Linked DNA regions of Homo sapiens: regions 1, 2 and 3 are each linked to region 4. The links are chromatin loops, found by intact Hi-C in ENCODE. Cell type or tissue: PC-9. All regions are shown on one strand. Region 1 overlaps ST6GALNAC5 (ST6 N-acetylgalactosaminide alpha-2,6-sialyltransferase 5). Region 2 overlaps ST6GALNAC3 (ST6 N-acetylgalactosaminide alpha-2,6-sialyltransferase 3). Region 3 overlaps MSH4 (mutS homolog 4). Region 4 overlaps PIGK (phosphatidylinositol glycan anchor biosynthesis class K).

Region 1 (2,500 bases), 220 kb before region 4:
GTTTATTTCACCTGGGTGCAGGTGGGCTGAGTCTGAAAAGAGAGTCAGCGAAGGGAGATAAGGGTGGGGCTGTTTTATAGGATTTGGGTAGATAAAGGAAAATTACAGTCAAAGGGGGGTTGTTCTCTGGTGGGCAGAGTGGAGGTCACAAGGTGCTCAGTAGGGGAGATTTTGAGCCAGGATGAGCCAGGAGAAGGAATTTCACAAGACAATGTCATCAGTTAAGGCAGGAACAGGCCATTTTCACTTCTTTTGTGGTGGAATGTCATCAGTTAAGGCAGGAATCGGCCATCTGGATGTGTACGTGCAGGTCACAGGGGATATGATGGCTTAGATTGGGCTCAGAGGCCTGACATTATCATTCATAATAACCAGAACTTTATATTCTTAACTACAATTATTAAAGATTTTATAGGTTACAATACACTGGGATATACCTTTCTCAAAGAAACATTTAATGTTATCCCAGAATTAAAATATACTTTTGCAAAATAAAATGTTTATCAAGTCTGCCAAAAAGAGAGCCAATTATTTTGGTTTCTCTCTAGGATTTTAATAAATTCCTTTGATACCTAGTCAAAGCAGTTGAGCATCCTCACATTGAACAAAATGAAAGCAAGGAAGCGATCAATCTCATTTGAAAAGTGAACAAACATAAAAATCATTATCTTTTAAAATTTTTCATTTTTACATGTTGCAAAGAAGAATAACCTTTCTTATGTTTCTTGCATGTTTCTTATTTCCTCAGTAATTAAAAAATCATATTTAGATACATTTATTACTAGTGAATGCTTTTTCATAGTTTTAATCACATTGATTTGTTGAGAATTATCAGAAAACATAATTATTCAGATAAGGAATTGTGAACAGTCTTATGGATTAATACGTTCTCAGAACATCAGTGTTTTAGCAAATAAGATATTATTTACAGTGAGCACATTGTTAGCCTCACTAGATGTCAGTGTAGTTCTAAGTAAATATTTTATATAGTTCCTCAGTAGTGTTGAATGAGAAGATGTTTTGCTTTAGAACTTAAAGATTGAGAAGATGGAATAGTTGCAATAAGTGTTTGTGGTACATTAATTCCAACATCCTCCTCTGATGAAAACACATAATTGGTAAATTTATACACATCAACACAGGGCCAAAAAATAGTCCAAGGATGTAAATAATTATGGATTCATAGGATACATTGTGCTTCCTTAGTCACCAATGTATTTTCCGTACATTGAAAAGTCTTACTGTACATCACAACATGCTGGTCAGCCTTTTAGGGCTTTTCCCAATTGCAAAGGGAGCATGGTTACTCCTCCTGCCATGAGAGGGCAGCACTGAGATTGTCTCCAGCCCAGGAAGCAGTGGGCACTGTTTAGTATGGGTTAGCACCTAGGTTTTTATGTGGAAGCATTCAAGTCAGGCTGTGGTGATATATGTTCTCAGAGTCTACCATAGTATCATTTTAGTGCTTTTATTACAAGTCATCAAACACTGTATCTGAGAAACATGAGGATAAATTATGGTACATTCAAAAACTGCTGATAAATAGCAAAGAAGAGAACAGGGTACTTTGGGAATATAAGGCCTTTTGCGTGAGAAATGTTTTGTGCTAGCTATGAGTGAATTTTCTACAAGCAGAGAAGTTCCATTTGGTCCTCTGAACTGGTTAACATTTTCTTGATTCTTTGCTTAGTGTAGCAAATAAAATTCTGTTTATTCTTTTTGAGAGTTCCCAAAATATCTTTATTGATTTGGATTTTGCTTTTTCACTTTATTTTATAGTTGATTTTAAGTTTTTCTTGAGTGTGTTCATCAGATAGCCATATAAAATGGAACAATGCATTTGTAATAACAAATATTATACATGATATTTTTTTGGCCAGCCCAGTTGCACAGTCAACTGAGAAAGTGGAAGTTATCACTTTCCTCTTAATTCCTTTTACATATTTTTCCTCTGGATGAGAAAATGTTACTTTCTCATATCCAGAAAAGTGTTATAAAATGATACATTGAGATCATCTGATTCCCTCTTTATTGTGATTGTTTCTTTAAAAGAAAAAAAAGCAGAAAGGGGCCATGAACTTACAAAGAAAGTTTTAAAGAATACACCAAAAATTGTTAAAACAATAAATGAGTTCATCAAGGCTGCAGGGCACAAGATCAATACACAAAAATTAATTATATTTTTATATACTTGAAATAAATGATCTGAAAATGAAGGAAACAATTCTGTTTACAATAGCATCTAAAAGAATAAAATATTTAAGAATAACTATAACAAAAGAAGTGTAAAACTAATACTCTGAGAACTATAAAACATTACTGAAATAAATTACAGAAGATCTACATAAGTAGAAAAACAGCCCATGTTCATGGACAAGAAGATTTTAATCTTGTTAAGATAATAGTGCTCCTCAAATAGATCTAAAGATTCAGTACAATCTCTGTTGCAACTGGGATTCTCTAGGCCAGTTGACTTCTTTGTACAAATTGATGAGCTGAT
Region 2 (2,500 bases), 800 kb before region 4:
TTCTTTAGGTTTTACAAAGTTTGTTGACACATCATTTCATGTAACAAATAATCTTGTGGCTTTGATTATATTCTCCATTTTTATTCTCTTTCTCTCTCTTTATTTATTTATTTATTTATTTATTTTTTGAGATGGAGTCTTGCTCTGTCACCCAGGCTGGAGTACAGTGGTGCAATCTCTGCTCACTGCAACCTCCATCTCCCAGGTTCAGGTGATTCTCCTGCCTCAGCCTCCCAAGTAGCTGGGATTACAGGCATGCACCACCATGCCCAGCTAATTTTTGTATTTTCATTAGAGACGTGATTTCACCATGTTGGTCAGGCTGGTCTCAAACTCCTGACCTCAGTTGATTCACCTGCCTCCCAAAGTGTTGGGATTACAAGCGTAAGCCACCATGCCCAGCCTATATTCCCCAACAATGGAGAATATTAAACAAATAAACACAGGAGGGTTAAGTAATTTTTTTTTTCTTGAGACAGAGCCTCACTCTGTCGCCCAGGCTGGAGTGCAGTGGCGTGATCTCAGCTCACTGCAACCTCTGCCTCCTAGGTTCAAGTGATTCTCCTGCCTCAGCCTCCTGAGTAGCTAGGATTACAGGTGCACACCATCATGCCCGGCTAATTTTTGTATTTTTAATAGAGATGGGGTTTCACCATGTTGGTGAGGCTGGTGTCAAATCAAACTCCTCACCTCATGATCCGCCTACCTCAGCCTCCCAAAGTGCTGGGATTACAGGCGTGAGCCCGTGCCAGGCCAAGTAATTTGTTAAGTGACACACAGCTGTCCTCTGTCTTCTGACATCAAATGTCTTCCTGTGCTAGCTATATACTGTTGGTCTCAAATTATCATTATCTTAGCCAACCGTTCTGGAGGACATCTGTGTGCTAGGCATTCTTCTAAGTGGTTTATATGCAGCAGCAGTAATAGCCAACATCTTCTTGCCAGATATCCACTTAGTCTTCAAAGCAACCCTATGTAATAGATACTATTATTATTCCACCATTTAGAAATGAATAATCTAAGGGACAGGGAAGTCAAGTAACTTATTCAAGGTCAGATAACTACAGGAGGCTGCTGCAAGTGTCGGTCTTTCCATATCCAAAATCTGGTGTCTTAGTCAGTGAAAATGCTGCAAAACCTCAAAATTGACAGAGGCCACCCTTTAGACATAATTGCTACAGGAATATTGATCCCATCTCCTCTTGTATTTCAAATCTTCAGAGTGCATTCCACAGCCTTTTGCCTGTGGTATCCAAGACCATAGAGGCAAGAATGTCTGGGAAATGTAGGTGTTAGATTGCCAGCCTCTGCTGGGTAAGATGGCAGAAGAGCATAGAGGAAGGTAAAAATGAATACTGGGTACCAGTAGACAATATCTAGCATACTCGTGATAATGATGTAAGACTACTGCCATTTCTTTAGAATGCGATCCTGGTGAGATGGCCAATGAATGTTTAGTCACTCAGATATGCAGTGGTGTCCCCCTACCACTAGGGGGAGATGAACAACCGGCATAGTTTGATGTCTTAAGAAAGATTATTTGTTCATGAGTAATGGAAAAAAATACTGAGAAAGAAGTGGTTGCTTTCTATGGCTTATGAGGAGAAGCTTATGCTGTCTTTAATGAAAAATTAATCAGATAAACAAATGTCCAGAGGAATATATCCAGATGTATTCCTATTTACAGTCACTTAGTGGATGTGCCAGCATCCAAATGCTTCCTTAATCTTTCAACTATCTAAGTAATGATTGAATAGAACCTTTGCTCCACCTTTCCTGCTTAAATGCTACTTTATTAGCATTACTTCTTGTCCATAACCATCATTGCCTAAGTGCTCTGCAACTTACCTATTTAAATACTGGATAGATTGTCATCAGTTCCTCATCTGACCAATCATTTGTTTCACCAATTACTTGCAGATTCTCATTCTCGTAATGGTCCTACCATGGAACTGTTGCATCTCCCTGTTTTCCTCACCACCTCCAGCTAATCAGGGTAGAGTTTGCTCTAATGAGCTTATGTCTCAGGAGGGCAGGTCTTTCTGTGAAAAACTGTCAAAACTCTTCTAATGGGAAACAAATATTAATGTAAATGTAGGCATTTATTTGCCAAAAGAGTAGTAGCTCAAGAATTGCTAGCAATAATTACCCTACTTGCCAGTGTATTGTGTCTTTTTTGATTATTCCTCTCTTTCTATGTAGAGACCTGCCTAAAATATCTCATGAATTTTTCTCCCTCAAGTGTGCATTTGTGAAGTTTCTCGAAAGATTGATTGGAACACAAGGATTTCAGTTTGTGGCGTCCTGTTAATCAGGTCAGATTTGTTAAAGTCATTAGTGTTAAAAATTTCTTTGTACTCACAATTCTCCTTACCCAGAGTTAGTTCTGTGGCAGTGTATTAGTGTGGGCAGGGTATCTTCCATCAACTTAGTGTTTTTAATGGAGCTTACCAGAGTTAATGACAGTGGCAGTCCCCCCAGGGAAAACAAGACAGTTGGC
Region 3 (2,500 bases), 1.2 Mb before region 4:
TGGCTTACTGCAACCTCCGCTTCTTGGATTCAAGTATTTCTTGTGCCTCAGCTACCCAAGTAGCTGGAATTACAGGCATGTGCCACCGTGCCTGTCTAATTTTTTTAGTGAGACGGGGTTTCACCATGTTGGCCAGGCTGGTCTCTAACTCCTAGGCTGAAGTGATCTGCCTGCCTCAGTCTCCCAGAGTGCTGGTATTATAGGCATGAGCCACTGTGCCTGGCTAATCTCACTGATTCTTTCTTCTGCTTGATCTATTTCTTTTTTGGAGAGCCTCTGTAGTTTTTTTAAGTTCAACAAATGTATTTCTCAGTTCCAGGGTTTCAAATCTGTTTGCCATTTGATTTTTAAAAACTTTCATCTGTTTTTTTTTTTTTTTGAGACAGAGTCTGGCTCTGTCACCCAGGCTGGAGTGCAGTGGTGTGATCTCAGCTCACTGCAACCTCTGCCTCCTGGGTTCAAGAAATTCTGCTGCCTCAGCCTCCTGTGTAGCTGGGATTACAGGTGTGCACCACCATGCCTGGCTAATTTTTGTATTTTTAGTAGAAATGGAGTTTCACTGTGTTGGCCATGCTGGTCTCAAACTCCTGACCTCAAATGATCTGCCCACCTTGGCCTTCCAAAGTATTGGGATTACAGGCGTGAGCCAATGTGCCCGGCCAAACTTTAATCTCTTTATTAAATTTCTCTGATAAATTTATCAGTTGCTTTTTCTGTGCTGTTTTAGAGTTCATGAATTTTCTTAAAACTGCTATTTTGAATTCTTGATCTTAGAGCTCACGTATCACCATCTCACCACGATGTTGATCACCAGCTCCTTGCTTTGTTCATTTGGGGAGATCATAGTTTCCTGTTTGCTCTTGTTCCTTGTGGATATATATCTATGTTTTTGCAATGAAGGATCAGTTTATCTTCAGTGTCTCGCTTGTTGGACTTTCTAGGTTGTATGTTTGCTTAGAAGTTCTTTGCAATTGTCTGTGATTCCCCTTAATCCTAGATTGCTGCCTCATTTTCAGCACTAGATGGCACCTTAAGCCCAGAATTTCCTCAGCTCTGGCAAATGTTTGCAGTACTACACATCTCAGATGGTAGGGTTCTTAGAGGGGATACCTCAGCTGTGTGGAAAGGCTGGCTAGGGGTTTATACCCAGATGACCTGTGGCATCTGCTTCCTCTAGCATGGTGCTGCTGTACATCCACACTGATTTGGTGTCTCCTTCGACTGAAATGAGGAGTAGTTTTACAGGCTGGAGTTTCTAATTCCACTCCCCTTTTTGTCTCTAGCTGCCCTCAGGCGGTTTTCTCCCTCCAGGCACTAGTGGTGCTTCCTGTGGGTTTAGGCAGGAATGATTTTTCTGCAAGGGAACCCAGGATGGTGGGGAAGCTGGCTATCCACCTCAATCTCACTTTTTCCAGAGTAGAACAAATGAGATTGGGAGGAATTTTCTGTGCATGATGCCTGGCAGATTGGGGCACGGACATTGCAGATAGAGAACTTTCTTTCTTTTTATAGTCTGCTCAGAGTTTTTCACTTCTCTGTCTCCCAACTATCATTTCAGCCTCAGATTTGGCTTCTAAAATGTTGCTGGTGTTAATCTGTGCTCCAGATATTTGCTTTTGGTTCTCTGTGGGGAGAGCAAAGGCAGACTGCTTCTACTCTGCCATTTTGTTGATATCCAGAATTGTATTTTTTTTTTTTTAGTATATACTTTAAGTTCTGGGATACACGTGCAGAACGTGCAGGTTTGTTACATAGGTTTACATGTGCCATGGTGGTTTGCTGCACCCATCAACCCGTCATCTAGGTTTTAAGTCCCGCATGCATTAGATATTTGTCCTAATGCTATCCCTCCCTTTGCCTCCCACCCCCTCCCCCCGCTGACAGGCCATGGTATGTGATGAGAATTGTATTTTTTTCTTTTTATTTATTATTTAGCTTCTTTTACGATAACTCTTTTGAAACAGTTTCACTCTTCCTGTACTCTCAATCACTTCACTTTCTACAGATAATCTGCCTCCTACTTTTTAACAAATTTGAGGTCATCTTGATGAGTTCTTGAACCTCCCCTCCTTCAAAATTTTGTTTTGAATATTTCTGTTTTTCTTCCATCTCTCTTCCATCTTATCTCAGAGGAAGAGACTGACTTTCAGACAGAAGGTTAACTATTCTACCTTTTAAAAAAATCTCCACTAAGTTATTATTACTTCTCAGTTCCCTTTATTCTCTTTTGCATCTTTAATATTTTCGTCACAGGCTTTTCCTTTTTCTAAGAGTATGCTTAGATTTCTCCCCTAAAATTCTGCCTGTTTACTCTACTTTTCAAACTATTATTTCATTTTCTTTTTACTGCAAACTTATCAAAAGTAACCCATGCTTGCTTCTTTCATTTCTCATGTTTAAACTGAGTCTTATTGTCATCACTCTCCCCAAAGTTTTCTCTTAAATACCAACTAATTATAAAATCCTTTGTCCTTCTTTTCACTTCTGATCTTCCATGATC
Region 4 (2,500 bases):
ATATCTTCTGAAAAAATAAAAATTAAATCACTGACATTAATTCTAAGAGTATAAAAGAAATATGACAAAGTCACTCTTCATTGGCTCTTCCAAAAATCTAAAACAAGATGAAATACATTTTTTTCTCACAAAATGTCTCTTACTCAATATAAAAGATATTCTTTAGGTATACAAAAATATTTGAAATCTGGCAACTTGTTTTGAATAACTTTTTAAAATGCCATGTAGCTGTTATGAAAAATTCCAAACATGTTTCTGTATTTTTTATATTATTTTCACGGAAACATTTAAAAGTGAGCTGCAGATACCATGACAGTTCACATCTAAATATTTCAGCAAAATGTTTATCAACCAAGGATATGTCTGAAATGTTTCTTAATAACAGCAGCACTTTTTCCAAATGCAATTCACAAGTAATCTTGAGTATCACTGTGGATATATGAGTATTTTACTTATCCAGTGTTTCATAATCAATTAAAATGATTACTCATTTTTATAATTTCTTAAAAACACATGTCCATTGCTTTCTTGCTTTATTTTGATATCAAGAAGTGTGATGCTAAATTGGTTCTATGTTAATTATTTTCATTTTTAATTACTTTTAATTTTTAAATTACTAATTTATTGGCTTAGAAGCTCAGGCAGCTTTTATTTTCCCTTTTGTTTTAAGGTCTAATACTATATCTTAAAAGTTGATTGTTATAAATCAAGTTTCCCAGGTATACAGGAAACAGGAGTCCTTTCAATATGGAAATTCAGATCTCATTTTATTTCAAAAAAAGTTTTATTATAACTTTAAATACCATATCTGTTAATTTTCCACTTGTTTCCTAGTTCAAGGTGTTGAACTAAATATATGGAAAATTCTCTTTCTGATCCTTTTTATTTCTCTTATTGCAGATTATTTTCTTGGCTCTTTCCATTCTTTACGTCTTTTATTGAACTTTTGGAATATCTATCTTCCCTTGTCTACCTTGTGATTTACTTTTCATTTCTGAGATGATTTTTGTCTTTTTTCACCATTTACTTTCCCGAGTTCAGTCAGCTGCTGTTTCACATATCTTCCTGTTTGTCCATTTCAACTGTGAGTTTTTGAATGTCTGATTCATGGTGTCCTTTCATAATGCAATTGCTTGTTTAATATAGGTTATTCGTGTTCAGATGTTTCATTTCAGTTTTCCTGTTTTGTAATTTTTCTTTGATTTCTTCCCTTTTTATTTGTGCTTTCATTCTGTGTGTGTGTAATTTACTAAGAAGATTTGATTTTAATTTTGTTTTATACTTACTGTGACTTTGTAAAGGTGCTGGCTTCTTTTTCTGTTGAGGATTATTTGTATTGGCTTTTTTAGAATGAGCAGTAACAAGTTATCTTGCAATGGAGGGTGAACGGAGGTAAGCTGACTTACTAGGTTTCTCAGTTCAACAGCACCCTCTTCTGTGGCTTCACTGAAGTGTAGTTGCTTTAATAAGTGGCACTTTTTGTGGTGGGAGGGACAAGATTTGTCTTAAAAAAAAAATCATCTTGTTCCCATAGTGCCCTTATCTTCAGCTGCTTTCTTCTTTCCTTTCACCACCACGACTCCAAGGGACACCACAGCCCCACTCTGTCCTTTGCAAGGTGTCTTCCATTATCCCAGAATTCATGGTTTCCCAAGATTGTCACCTTAAGGTCATCCATACATTCTAAGCCCCATCTTGCAAATCATTATTAGTCAGGTCTCTGACAAACCATATATAATTCAGAATGAGAAAACTACAAATATTAATTTCAATTTACATGTGGCAGCCATCCTAAAGGAACCTGGAACTTTTCTCCTGTAAAATGGTAAAGTTCTCTTTTCTTAAAGTCATCCAAGTGTTCCTTTTACTTAACATTTTGAGTCATTTCAGAAGCCCCCCTAAAAGAATGTTCTTTTTCCATGATCTCTTTCCAAGGTCCTTCACTAAGAAAATCTACTTAAATAACTTAATAAGGGAATAATTTCTACATGGAAAAAGCTGTGCATTCCTTATTTTGCTTTACTATTTTTTTAAATAGAGATTTTGTAGAAGACAACACATGGTATTTGCTTACTTTATAATAGGATTTTGACTCCAATAGAGTCATACTACCATCTCAAATGAAAAGACAATTAAAATACTGTCCAAATCCTCTGCATAAATAAAATACTCCTGGCAAATTATGAAGCCTATGAAGTTAGTCTTTACAATCCCCCTGTGCTTTCTGTATCCTTTTTCTCTTTCATGTTTATCCAGTGCCTGAAAAATCTTTCTCTTCTGTGCTATCCAAGTACTCCTAAAATAACACTGTAAAATTATTTACTGTGTCCACACAGAAGGTTCTCTCTAACTCAGAAAGAGTAAAGTTTATATTCTATAGTGCCACACTGAGATCAGACAATTCACGTATAAAATAACATACAGCCAGGTATGATGGCATGTTCCTATAGTCCCAGCTACGTGGGAGATTGAGGAGGAAGGATCATTTGAGCCTAGGAAT

What was found. Hi-C counts contacts between places; a loop is a spot of excess contacts. Peaks named below come from ENCODE experiments on the same cell type or tissue, not always from the same donor. Only the 100,000 strongest peaks of a DNase experiment are listed, where the experiment ranks them.
Region 1: a loop joins it to region 4, with 7 times the contacts of the local background. A loop is called at or near these places in 21 of 110 quality-filtered maps.
Region 2: it touches region 4 in a loop (15-fold over the local background); 52 of 110 quality-filtered maps call a loop at or near these places.
Region 3: a loop joins it to region 4, with 11 times the contacts of the local background. A loop is called at or near these places in 9 of 110 quality-filtered maps.

Annotation. Positions count from the first base shown.
Region 1 is chr1:76,900,033-76,902,532 of GRCh38, forward strand. All of the region lies in intron 2 of ST6GALNAC5 (ST6 N-acetylgalactosaminide alpha-2,6-sialyltransferase 5), which reads left to right. Among named protein-coding and RNA genes, the nearest start is that of ST6GALNAC5, 34 kb to the left of the region's middle. RefSeq lists an enhancer at 1-484. In PC-9, CTCF peaks have their summits at 1,344 (motif pointing right) and 1,546; no DNase peak of the experiment used is centred here.
Region 2 is chr1:76,329,699-76,332,198 of GRCh38, forward strand. All of the region lies in intron 2 of ST6GALNAC3 (ST6 N-acetylgalactosaminide alpha-2,6-sialyltransferase 3), which reads left to right. Among named protein-coding and RNA genes, the nearest start is that of ST6GALNAC3, 260 kb to the left of the region's middle. In PC-9, a CTCF peak has its summit at 1,514 (motif pointing right); a DNase peak (open chromatin) is centred at 1,493.
Region 3 is chr1:75,907,785-75,910,284 of GRCh38, forward strand. All of the region lies in intron 19 of MSH4 (mutS homolog 4), which reads left to right. Among named protein-coding and RNA genes, the nearest start is that of ASB17, 23 kb to the right of the region's middle. In PC-9, CTCF peaks have their summits at 1,021 (motif pointing right) and 1,224; no DNase peak of the experiment used is centred here.
Region 4 is chr1:77,124,995-77,127,494 of GRCh38, forward strand. All of the region lies in intron 9 of PIGK (phosphatidylinositol glycan anchor biosynthesis class K), which reads right to left. Among named protein-coding and RNA genes, the nearest start is that of MIR7156, 66 kb to the left of the region's middle. In PC-9, CTCF peaks have their summits at 1,408 and 1,630; a DNase peak (open chromatin) is centred at 1,437; H3K27ac peaks cover 571 bases.